2 separate regions of the Homo sapiens genome follow, and region 1 is linked to region 2. A link is an interaction called in ENCODE POLR2A ChIA-PET data of the cell type or tissue named here. Cell type or tissue: B cell. All regions are shown on one strand.

Evidence for each region. ChIA-PET counts read pairs that join two places held together with the same protein. Peaks named below come from ENCODE experiments on the same cell type or tissue, not always from the same donor. Only the 100,000 strongest peaks of a DNase experiment are listed, where the experiment ranks them.
Region 1: POLR2A ChIA-PET joins it to region 2 with 8 read pairs; 1 of 35 experiments calls an interaction of 5 or more read pairs at or near these places.

What each region holds. Positions count from the first base shown.
Region 1 is chr19:6,788,026-6,793,025 of GRCh38, forward strand. The region is part of intron 1 of VAV1 (vav guanine nucleotide exchange factor 1); the gene reads left to right. Among named protein-coding and RNA genes, the nearest start is that of VAV1, 18 kb to the left of the region's middle. In B cell, no CTCF peak of the experiment used is centred here; no DNase peak of the experiment used is centred here; H3K27ac peaks cover 1,879 bases.
Region 2 is chr19:6,075,698-6,080,697 of GRCh38, forward strand. All of the region lies in intron 1 of RFX2 (regulatory factor X2), which reads right to left. It overlaps RFX2-AS1 (RFX2 antisense RNA 1), which reads left to right. Exons shown (of 2, transcript NR_199041.1): 2 at 1,323-1,427. Among named protein-coding and RNA genes, the nearest start is that of RFX2-AS1, 16 kb to the left of the region's middle. In B cell, no CTCF peak of the experiment used is centred here; a DNase peak (open chromatin) is centred at 2,572.

The DNA.
Region 1 (5,000 bases), 710 kb after region 2:
GAGATCCCGCCACTGCACTCCAGCCTGGGTGACAGAGCAAGACTCCGTCTCAAAAACAAACAAACAAACAAAAAAACATTAAAACATTCAATGGAGATGGACCTCACTGTGTTGCTCAGGCTGATATGGAACTTCTGGCCTCAAATGATCCTTCTGCCTCAGCCTCCCAAAGCTCTTAGATTACAGGAATGAGCCACCACATCCAGCCTGCTCTAAATTTATATTCTCATCACTCTGAGTTCGATGGAAAATAGGGGGGTTGGCTTTCTGGTCACTGAAGCCAAGGTCCTAGCATTATCCTTCGTTGAACATGATTCTTTTTATTTTATTATTATTATTATTATTATTATTATTATTATTATTTTGAGACTGAGTCTTGCTCTGTTGCCCAGGCTGGAGTGCAGTGGCACAATCTCGGCTCAGTGCAACCTCCACCTCCTGGGTTCAAGTAATTCTTGTGCCTCAGCCTCCCTAGTAGCTGGGATTACAGACAGGTAGGTGCCACCACACCTGGCTAATTTTTGTATTTTTAGTAGAGACGGGGTTTCACCAGATTGGCCAGGCTGGTCTTGAATGACCTCACGTGATCTGCCCACCTCGGCCTCCCCAAGTGCTGGGATTACAGGTGTGAGCCACTGCACCTGGCTGTTTGAACATGATTCTTTTTTTGTGGAGGTGGGAGGTGGCTGGTCACATGTCTATTTCTGAACCGGCTGCTGTGGCCAGGAGAATACCATGCTCTGATGGGCCAGGCCAGGGTCATGTGCCTATTCCTTGAGTTGAGGTTGGGGTGGCTTCCACAGAGGAAACTGAGGAACTGTTACCTCAGAAGGGTAAATAAGATGTCAGGAGGCAATCAGTGTTTATATGGGCAGTGACTTCTAAATTTAAGCCAGAATTTCTGATTCTCAGTCCTGTTGACATGTGGGGCCGGATCATTTTCTGTCCTGGGAGCTGCCCTGTGTATTCTAAAATGCTTAGCAGTATGCTTGGACTCTATCCATTTCACACAAGTAGCACCTCTCCTCAGTATCTCCAGACATTGCCAAATGTCCCCTGGGAGGCAGAATCGCCCTGGGGGCGGGCAAACCAGTTTTGGAGGGAGTGAGCTTGCTGTCTTGGGGAAAATCCAAAGAGATCTGATGATTACTGGCTGAGAACAGCAAAGAAGAGATTGAGGGCTTCTTTGAATTAGAATATTTATTTTAATTTCTTTCTTTCTCTCTCCTTTCTTCTTTTTTTTTTTTGACAGAGTCTCACTCTGTCGCCCAGGCTGGAGTGCAGTGGCGCGATCTCGTCTCACTGCAAGCTCCACCTCCCAGGTTCACGCCATTCTCCTGCCTCAGCCTCCCGAGTAGCTGGGACTATAGGTGCCCACCACCATGCCCAGCTAATTTTTTATATTTTCGTAGAGATGGGGTTTCACCGTGTTAGCCAGGATGGTCTCAATTTCCTGACTTCATGATCCACCTGCCTTGGCCTCCCAAAGTGCTGGGATTTCAGGCATGAGCCACCGCACCCGGCTCTTTCCTTTCTTTTCTGTTCTGCTTTCTTTTCTTTTCTTTCCCTCCTTCCTTCCTTCCTTCCTTTCTGATGGAGTCTCTCTCTGTCACTCAGACTGGACTACAGTGGTGTGATCTTGGCTCACTGCAACCTCCGCATCATGGGTTCGAGTGATTCTCCTGCCTTGGCCTCCAGAGTGGCTGGGTTTATAGGCATGTGCCACCATATCCGGCTAATTTTTGTATTTTTTAGTAGAGAAGGGGTTTTGCCATCTTGGCCAGGCTGGTCTGGAACTCCTGACCTCAAGTGACCTGCCTGCCTTGGCCTCCCAAAGTGCTGGATTACAGGCATGAGCCACTGCACCTGGCCTTATTTTTTATTTAATGATGGGGAGAGGCCAGACGTGGTGGCTCATGCCTGTAATCTCAGCACCTTGGGATGCTGAGGCGGGTGGATCTCCAACATGGTGAAACCCCATCTCTACTAAAAATACAAAAAAATTAGCCGGCCATGGTGGCAGGCGCCTGTAATCCCAGCTACTCGAGAGGCTGAGGCAGAAGAATCACTTAAGCCCAGGAGGTGGAGGTTGCAGTGAGCTGAGATCGTGCAAGTGCACTCCAGCCTGGGTGAGAGAGTGAGACTCTGTCTCAAAAATAAAATAAAATAAAATAAATGCTGGGGAGAGGAAGAGGGGAGGAAGACTCATTTGATGTTATTTTATCATCAGTGATAAGGGCTACACTGATTGCTGGGGTTACAGCACAGGACATAATGGACACAGTTAATACTTTTCTGAGTTCATGCCCTCTTGAGGGAGGGGGTGGTGTTTTTGTTCCTTGTGGCTTTTGTAACAAAGAACCACGGATCGGATGTCTTAGAACAAAGGACATTTATTCTCTCATAATCCTAGAGGCCAGAGGTCTGAACTCAAGGTGTCTGCAGAGCTGTGCTCCCTCTGGGGGCTCCAAAGGAGAATCTTTCTCTGCCTATTCCTGCTTCTGGGGGCTCCAGATGATCCAGGACAGGCGAGCCCCTAGATTGGGGCTTAGCCCTGGAGGGTTCTTGGCTTCACCCAGGAAAGAATTCAAGGGCAAGCTGGTGGTGTTAGCAAGTTTTATTGAAGCAACCATGCAGAGCAGCAGCAGAGGTACTGTTCCTTGCAGAGCAGGGCTACCCCATTGGCAGTGAGCCCAGAGTAGCAGCTCAGAGGCAGTGCTGCAGGCATATTTATCCCGTTTTAATTATATGCAAATCAAGGGGTGGATTATGCAGAGATTTCTAGAAATAAAGTGGTAACTTCTGAGTTGTCAGGTCTTTGCCATGGAAGGGGGCATCAGCTTCTGGGTGTTGCCATGGCAATGGTAAACTGACATAGCACTGGTGGCCATGTTTTATGGAGAGGCACTTTTGCCTCTTCCCTGTTTCAGCTAGTCCTCAATCTGGTCCAGTGTCTGAGCCCCACCTCCAGAGTCGAGTCCTGCCTCCTATTTCACATGCATCCTTGGATTGTGACTCCATCTTTACATGGTTTTCTCCTATGTCTGTCTGTGTGTCTCTTACAAGGACACTTGTTATTGGATTTAGGGCCCACCTGGATGATCCCAGATGGCCTGGGTGGGTCTTAAATATCTCCTCATCTTGAAGTCCTTGAGATACCTCCTCATCTTGAAGTCCTTGAGTTATCTCCTCATCTTGAGGTCCTTGAGATATCTCCTCATCTCGAGGTCCTCAAGCTATCTCTTCATCTTGAGGTCCTTGAGATACCTCCTCATCTTAAGGTCCTTGAGTTATTTCCTCATCTCGAGGTCCTTGAGATAACTCCTCATTTTGAGGTCCTTGAGATACTTCCTCATCTTGAGGTCCTTGAGCTAGCTCCTCATCTCGAGGTCCTTGAGCTATCTCATCTCAAGGTCCTTGAGCTAGCTCCTTATCCTGGGGTCCTTGAGCTACCTCCTCGTCTCAAGGTCCTTGAGATATCTCCTCATTTTGAGGTCCTTGAGCTATGTCCTCATCTCAAGGTCCCTGAGACATCGCCCCATCTCAAGATCCTTACCTTACATCTTACAAAGTCGTTTTCTCCAAAAAATGTTCACAGGTCACCTTCACAGCTTCCAGGGATTTGACCTGGATACATCTTTAGAGGGGGCCAGACCCATTCCAGACAGTAAACAAATAGACAAAACGCTGGCACATTGTAATAAATGTCACAGATGAAACAAACCCAGGGATCAAGGGGAAGAAGAAGAGGAGGGCATGCTTTCTGGAGGGTGGTCAAGGAAAGCTGAGAGCTGCAGGAGGAGGAGCCAGCTCTGGGAAGCATGAGGCAGAGAGGGCAAAGACTGTGCAAATGCCCTAAGGTGAGAAGAATCAGAATGAAGGAGCTTCTGGAAGGAAGGGAGTGAGTGGAGGGAGAGTGGTAAAGAATGAGGTTTGGGAGGAAGGTACTTACCTAGAATGGCTATGGGGATGTGTGTGGAACTTAAGGGGGGGATGGGAAATCCTTGGAGCATTTAAGCAGATCAATTGTTTAAAGAGGTCCCTGACCAGGTGTGGTGGCTCATGCCTGCAATCCCAGTGTTTTGGGAGGTTGAGGCAGGAAGATCACTTGAGGCCAAGGGTTTGAAACCATCCTGGGCAACATAGTGAGATCCCACCTCTACAAAAAACAAAAAAAGAAGAGAGATCTGGAAAAAGAAGGTTGATGAAGGCATCCCCATGAGAAGTGATGGTGGCCTCGACTGGGAGTTGGGAGTCATGGATCCAGCTCACATTTTCATTGAGGAGGAAGGGTGGAGGTGGATGAAAAGAGGAGGCAGGTCTCATATTCCAGGAAGGCAAGAATTAAAAAAAAAAAGGAATGAAATGAAATGAAAAGAGGAGGCAGGGTGGTGTCTAGGTTTACAGCTTAGGGACTTGCGTGAATTAGGGTATCTTCTACTGTAGTAGGAAGACTAGGGGAGGAACAGGTCTTGGGGAGTTTGATCAAGCAAGGGAAGGAAGGCAGTACAGCATAATGGCTAGCACATGGTTCTTTTTTCTGTTTTGTTTTGTTTTGTTTGTTTTTGTAGAGACAGGGTCTCACTATGTTGCCCAGGCTGCTCTTGACATCCTGGGCTCAGGTGATCCTCCCATCCCAGCCTCAGTGCTGGGATTACAGGGCATGAGCTACCATGCATGTCCGGTGCATGGTTCTTAACTAAGGGGTGGTGTGGGGCAGCAGTGGGGGCGAGGGGAGTGACTCTGTCCTCCCAGGGGACATTTGGCAATGCCTGGAGACAGTTTCAGTTATCACTACTGGAGGGCTTGGTGTGTTATTGATATCTATTGGATAGAGGCCAGAGATGCTTCTGAGTGTCTTCCAATGCCCAGGACAGGCCCCTCTCCCACCAAATGTCAACAGCGCTGAGACCGAGGGACTCAGTGCTAGGCACATGGACTCCAGTTGTGTGGGGGGTCCAGGTTCCAGTCACAGCTGTGGGATCTTGGGCAAGTTATCA
Region 2 (5,000 bases):
TTTTGGGTGACAGAAGCCTCAGATGCCCATCAGATGACACCCACATGCAGCTGCCACCTAGGCAGCTAGGTACACAAGTCCAGGATTCGGGGAGTGAGCCAGGCTGCAGACACTAGGACACTGGAGGTTCTAAGATGCATTTCAACTCTTGTACCTCGGTGAGATCACCAGGAAAGCAGGTGTAGATAAAGCAGAAAAGAGGTCCCTTCTCAAGTTCAAAGGTCATGAACAGTTGGAGGATCTGGCATAGGGGACAGAGGAGAGGAAGAAAGCAGAGGGAATATCGAGCTCTGAAATACACAGCGTCACCCCTTTACTTGGCTTTCGGAGCTTGGTGTTCACAAAAAATTAGAAACGAGGTTGGGGGCGGTGGCTCATGCCTGTAATCCCAGCACATTTTGGGAGGCCAAGGTGGGCAGATCACTTGAGGTCATGAGTTCGAGAGCAGCCTGGCCAACATGGCGAAACCCCATCTCTACTAAAAAATAATACAAAAATTAGCCATGCGTGGTGGTGCATGCCTGTAATCCCAGCTACTTGGGAGGCTGAGGCAGGAGAATCGCCTGAACCCGGGAGGCTGAGGTTGCAGTGAGCCGAGATGGTGCCACTGTACTCCAGCCTGGGTGACAGAGAGAGACTCTGTCTCAAAATAAATAAATACATAAATAAGAAACAAACGTTCATCAACTGGAATACCATTAACTACCTTACGGTGCATCCTAGCTCTAAAACAGGAGGCTAGGCGAGGGTGCCTGGGTCCGGTGCCTGGGTCCAGTTCCTGGGTCCTCCAGTTTCTAGCTGGGTGACCTCAGCCAGGGACTTAAATCTTTCTGCACTTCCATTTCTTTGTCCATAAACGGAGAAAATACTTCTATCTGTGTTGGGTGGTTGTGTTAAATGAGAGGAGTCCTACAAAGTGTGGAGTTTAATGGCCAGCCCAGCACACGGAAAATGCCCATAAATGTTCATTAGCGTCATCGTTGTAATTCACACCATTATAACGTAACCCACATAATTTACTGATTTTTTGCAGATTTAAATATCTGAAACTAAAAGCAGTTATGCTGTTTGCTATTTGTGATTTCAAAAACTCTTCGCTATTTGTGATGTTGCTAAGCCCTTTAGGGAGTGCCTCCTGCTATGAGCTATATTCATTCCAGGGCATATTTGTGGGGTTTGTCATTTTAACCAAGTACTTAATACTTGTTTCTCTCCCAGCATCTTGCCAAATGTGGCAGCTCTCCTTCTAGATGAACACTACTGCATTACTGTTATAGAAATGATATTTTAACATCAACTCCCTTTTCCCTTTTCTTCCCTAGAAATCCAGTCCTTCCATGAGACCTCGGTACACACAGAACTCCTCCTACCACGTGCAACCTTATTCTCGGCTGAGCAACTCATAAATCGCATAACAAAAACAGTGATTGATGCGGACTGTGTTTAGTGCCATCCTTGCCGGTGAGAGGGAGTGAGCCAGCAAGCTTCCTTAAATCTCTTTAGTTCTCCAAAAGGAGAGGCCATTTGCCTTCTCATCTATGCCGCAAGTTTCTGGGGCTTGCATCATTAACCTGGTGGCTTTGCCAATTCCTTCGCCAGTGCTGGGTCAAAGACAGGCAAGGGCACCAGGGTTAGCCATGAGTGTGTGCCAGGGGCTGAATGCAAAACCCGGGAGCACTGGTGGCTGGGGCAGGTGGGCTGGGCTCTGCCACTGCCTCCCCCAGCCCACCCAAGAGGGGCGTGTGCCTCTGCAGGAAATGGCCTCCAAGCATTTCTCAAGACTTACGAGATGTTCAAACCTACACAGTCAGAGACAAAGAGCTAGCTATAAGTGGGGTCTTTTTCCCCTCCTCAAAATTCATCCTGCAGAAGTAGACATGTGCTAAACAGTGCATGGCCACACAAATGCTTGGATACCAATGTTCACAGCAGCGTTGTCCTAATGGCCCCAAAGTAGCAACAGCCCAAATGTTTGTCAACTGATGGATGGATAAACGAAGGCGGCCGGGCGCGGTGGCTCACACCTGTAATCCCAGCACTTTGGGAGGCTGAGGCGGGTGGATCACCTGAGGTCAGGAGTTTGAGACCAGCCTGACCAACATGGAGAAACCCTGTCTCTATTAAAATACAAAATTAGCCGGGCGTGGTGGCACATGCCTGTAATCCCAGCTACTTGGGAGGCTGAGGCAGGAGAATCGCTTGAACCCGGGAGGCGGAGGTTGCAGTGAGCCAAGATCGCGCCATTGCACTCCAGCCTGGGCAACAAGAGCAAAATTCCATCTCAAAAAAAAAAAAAAAAAAAAGGAACGAGGCACTGGCACATGCTGTAAACGGATGGACAGTGGACCCTGAAAACATTATGTTACGTGGAAGAAGCCAGTCACAAAAGGCCACATAGTGTGTGATTCTGTTTATATGAAAGGTTCAAAACAGGCAAATCCACAGAGACAGAAAGTGGATTCACAGTTGCCCGGGGCTGGGAGGAGGAAGGGCAAGTGGCTGTTCATGGCAGGTTCAGGGTTTCTTCTTCTTTTCGGAGTGATGAAAATGTTCTGTGAAGATAGTATACTAAGACCCACTGAACCATACACTTCAAATGGGTGAGCTTTACGGTATGTAAAACAGATCTCAGCACAGCTGTAAAAAAAAAAAAAAAAAAGGTATATTGACGACCTGTCCCCAGTGGCATTAGTTTAAGTCATAAAAATTTAGAAACAAATGTTCATCAACAGGAAAATCATTAAGTACCTTATGGTGCATCCTAGCTCTAAAACTATGCTGCCATTAAAAAGAAGAGGTACCGTCTCCAAGAAAGAAAGCCAACATCTGCAGTGCCTGGCACACAGTAGGCTCTCAAATATTTGCAGAATAAATTTATGTTGAAAAAACCCCAGCTATACATACTATAAAATAGGTAAAGGGGCCTTAAAAAGATCTAGAAGGACACAAGTTATATGACTAACAGTGCTTACCTCATATGAGGTGGGATAGACAGAAAGACGAAAAGAGAAATTTTCATTTCTGAATCTCCTGCTGTAGATGGTGGTCCTTCCCAGGAGAATGTTACTTGTATTACTTGCATATCATTTTATTTTTTGAGATGGAATCTTGCTCTGTCTCCCAGGCTGGGGTGCAGTGCACAATCTCAGCTCACTGCAACCTCCACCTCCCGGGTTCAAACTATTCTAGTGCCTCAGCCTCCCAAGTAGCTGGGATTACAGGCACATGCCACCATGCCCAGCTAATTTTTGTATTTTTAGTAGAGACGGGGTTTCACCATGTTGGCCAGGCTGGTCTCGAACTCCTGACCTCAAGAGAGCCACCTGCCTCGGCCTCCCAAAGTGCTGGAATTATAGGCGTGAGCCACGGCGCCCGGCCATTACTTGCATATCATTTTAAAAGTTGTAATTCATTGGTAAACATTCTAAGACATGCAGGTTCCTGTAAATTACCAAACTGTAATCCTGTAAATTACCAAACAGAATGGCTGTTTGTGCAGGGAGTATCACTGCGATTTAGTGTACTTGGTCTAGAGTATGCTGTCGCTCTTACAACCAGAGGTTTTCATGTTAATTCAACATCCATCATGAAGAGAAAATATACCAGACAAACAAACTGTGGTAGGATCACACAAGGACTGTGCTCCAGCAATAAAAGGAACAAACGACTGACACACGCAATGACAGAATGAATCCCAGAGGCATTTATGCCAAGTGAATGTAGCCAGTCTCAAAAGCTGCACAATGTATGTTTCCATTTATACGACATTCTGGAAAAGGCAGAGCTATAGAAAGGGACAGCAGATGGTGGCCAGAGGCTAAGAATGGGGCCAGGGTCTGACTACAGAGAGAGGTTGGACTTGCTCTCCATCCTGTTTGAGATGGAGGTTATAAGAATCTGTGCAAGTGGGCTGGGTGTGGTGGCTCACGCCTGTAATCCTAGCACTTTGGAAGGCTGAGGTGGGTGGATCACGAGGTCAGGAGATCGAGACCATCCTGGCCAACATGGTGAAACTCCGTCTCTACTAAAAATACAAAAATTAGCTGGGCATGGTGGCTCGTGCCTGTAGTCCCAGCTACTTGGGAGGCCGATGCAGGAAAATCACTTGAACCAGGGAGCCGGAGGTTGCAGTGAGCTGAGATTGCACCATTGCACTCCAGCCTGGCAACAAAGCAAGACTCTGTCTCAAAAAAAAAAAAAAAAAAGTATGCAAGTGTGAAAAACCATAGAACAGCAAACCTAAAAAGGCAAACACGACTGTATGTAGATTTAAAATATAAATTAAAAAAAAAAAAAGAAAAACCAGGTGCATCTACTGAGTGCCCAGCCCCATTCTAGGCTCTGAGGATTCTGTTTTTTTAGGGATGGGTCTTGCTCTGTTGCCTAGGCTGGAGAGTGCAGTGGCAAGATCACAACTCACTGTAGCCTCTAACTCCAGGGCTAAAGCATTCCTCCTGCCTCAGCCTCCTGTGAGTAGCTGGGACCACAGGCACATGCCTGGTTAATGTGTGTGTGTGTGTGTGTGTGTGTGTGTGTGTGTGTATGTGAGAGAGAGACAGAGAGAGAGAGAGAGAGAAGGTGAGGTCTTGCTTTGTTGCCCAGGCTGGTTTCGAACTTTCAGCTTCAAGCAATCCTCCCACTTTGGCCTCCCAAAATGCTGGGATTAAAACGTGAGCCACGACACCCAGCCTGAGGATTCTAAGGTGAGCAGGTCAGATGAAAGTGCTGCTCTCAGGGTGCCAGTATCCTTGTCAGGCAAGAATACACAAGGTTCCAGATACACAAGGTTGTTCAGTAGAGATCCGGGCTGTGGTGCAAGGTGATTGCAGAGGGATAGAGCCAGGGGTGGTGGTGGAGAGGGCTCCCCTCTTGATAGCCAGTTATGGGTGGCACTAAGGATGGCACTGAGCTGGGACCTGACAGCTGCAAAGAAGGGGCCAACCTTGGGAGGATGTGGGAGAGAGCAGCCTGGGCAAGAGGAATAGCTGTGCAAAGGTCTT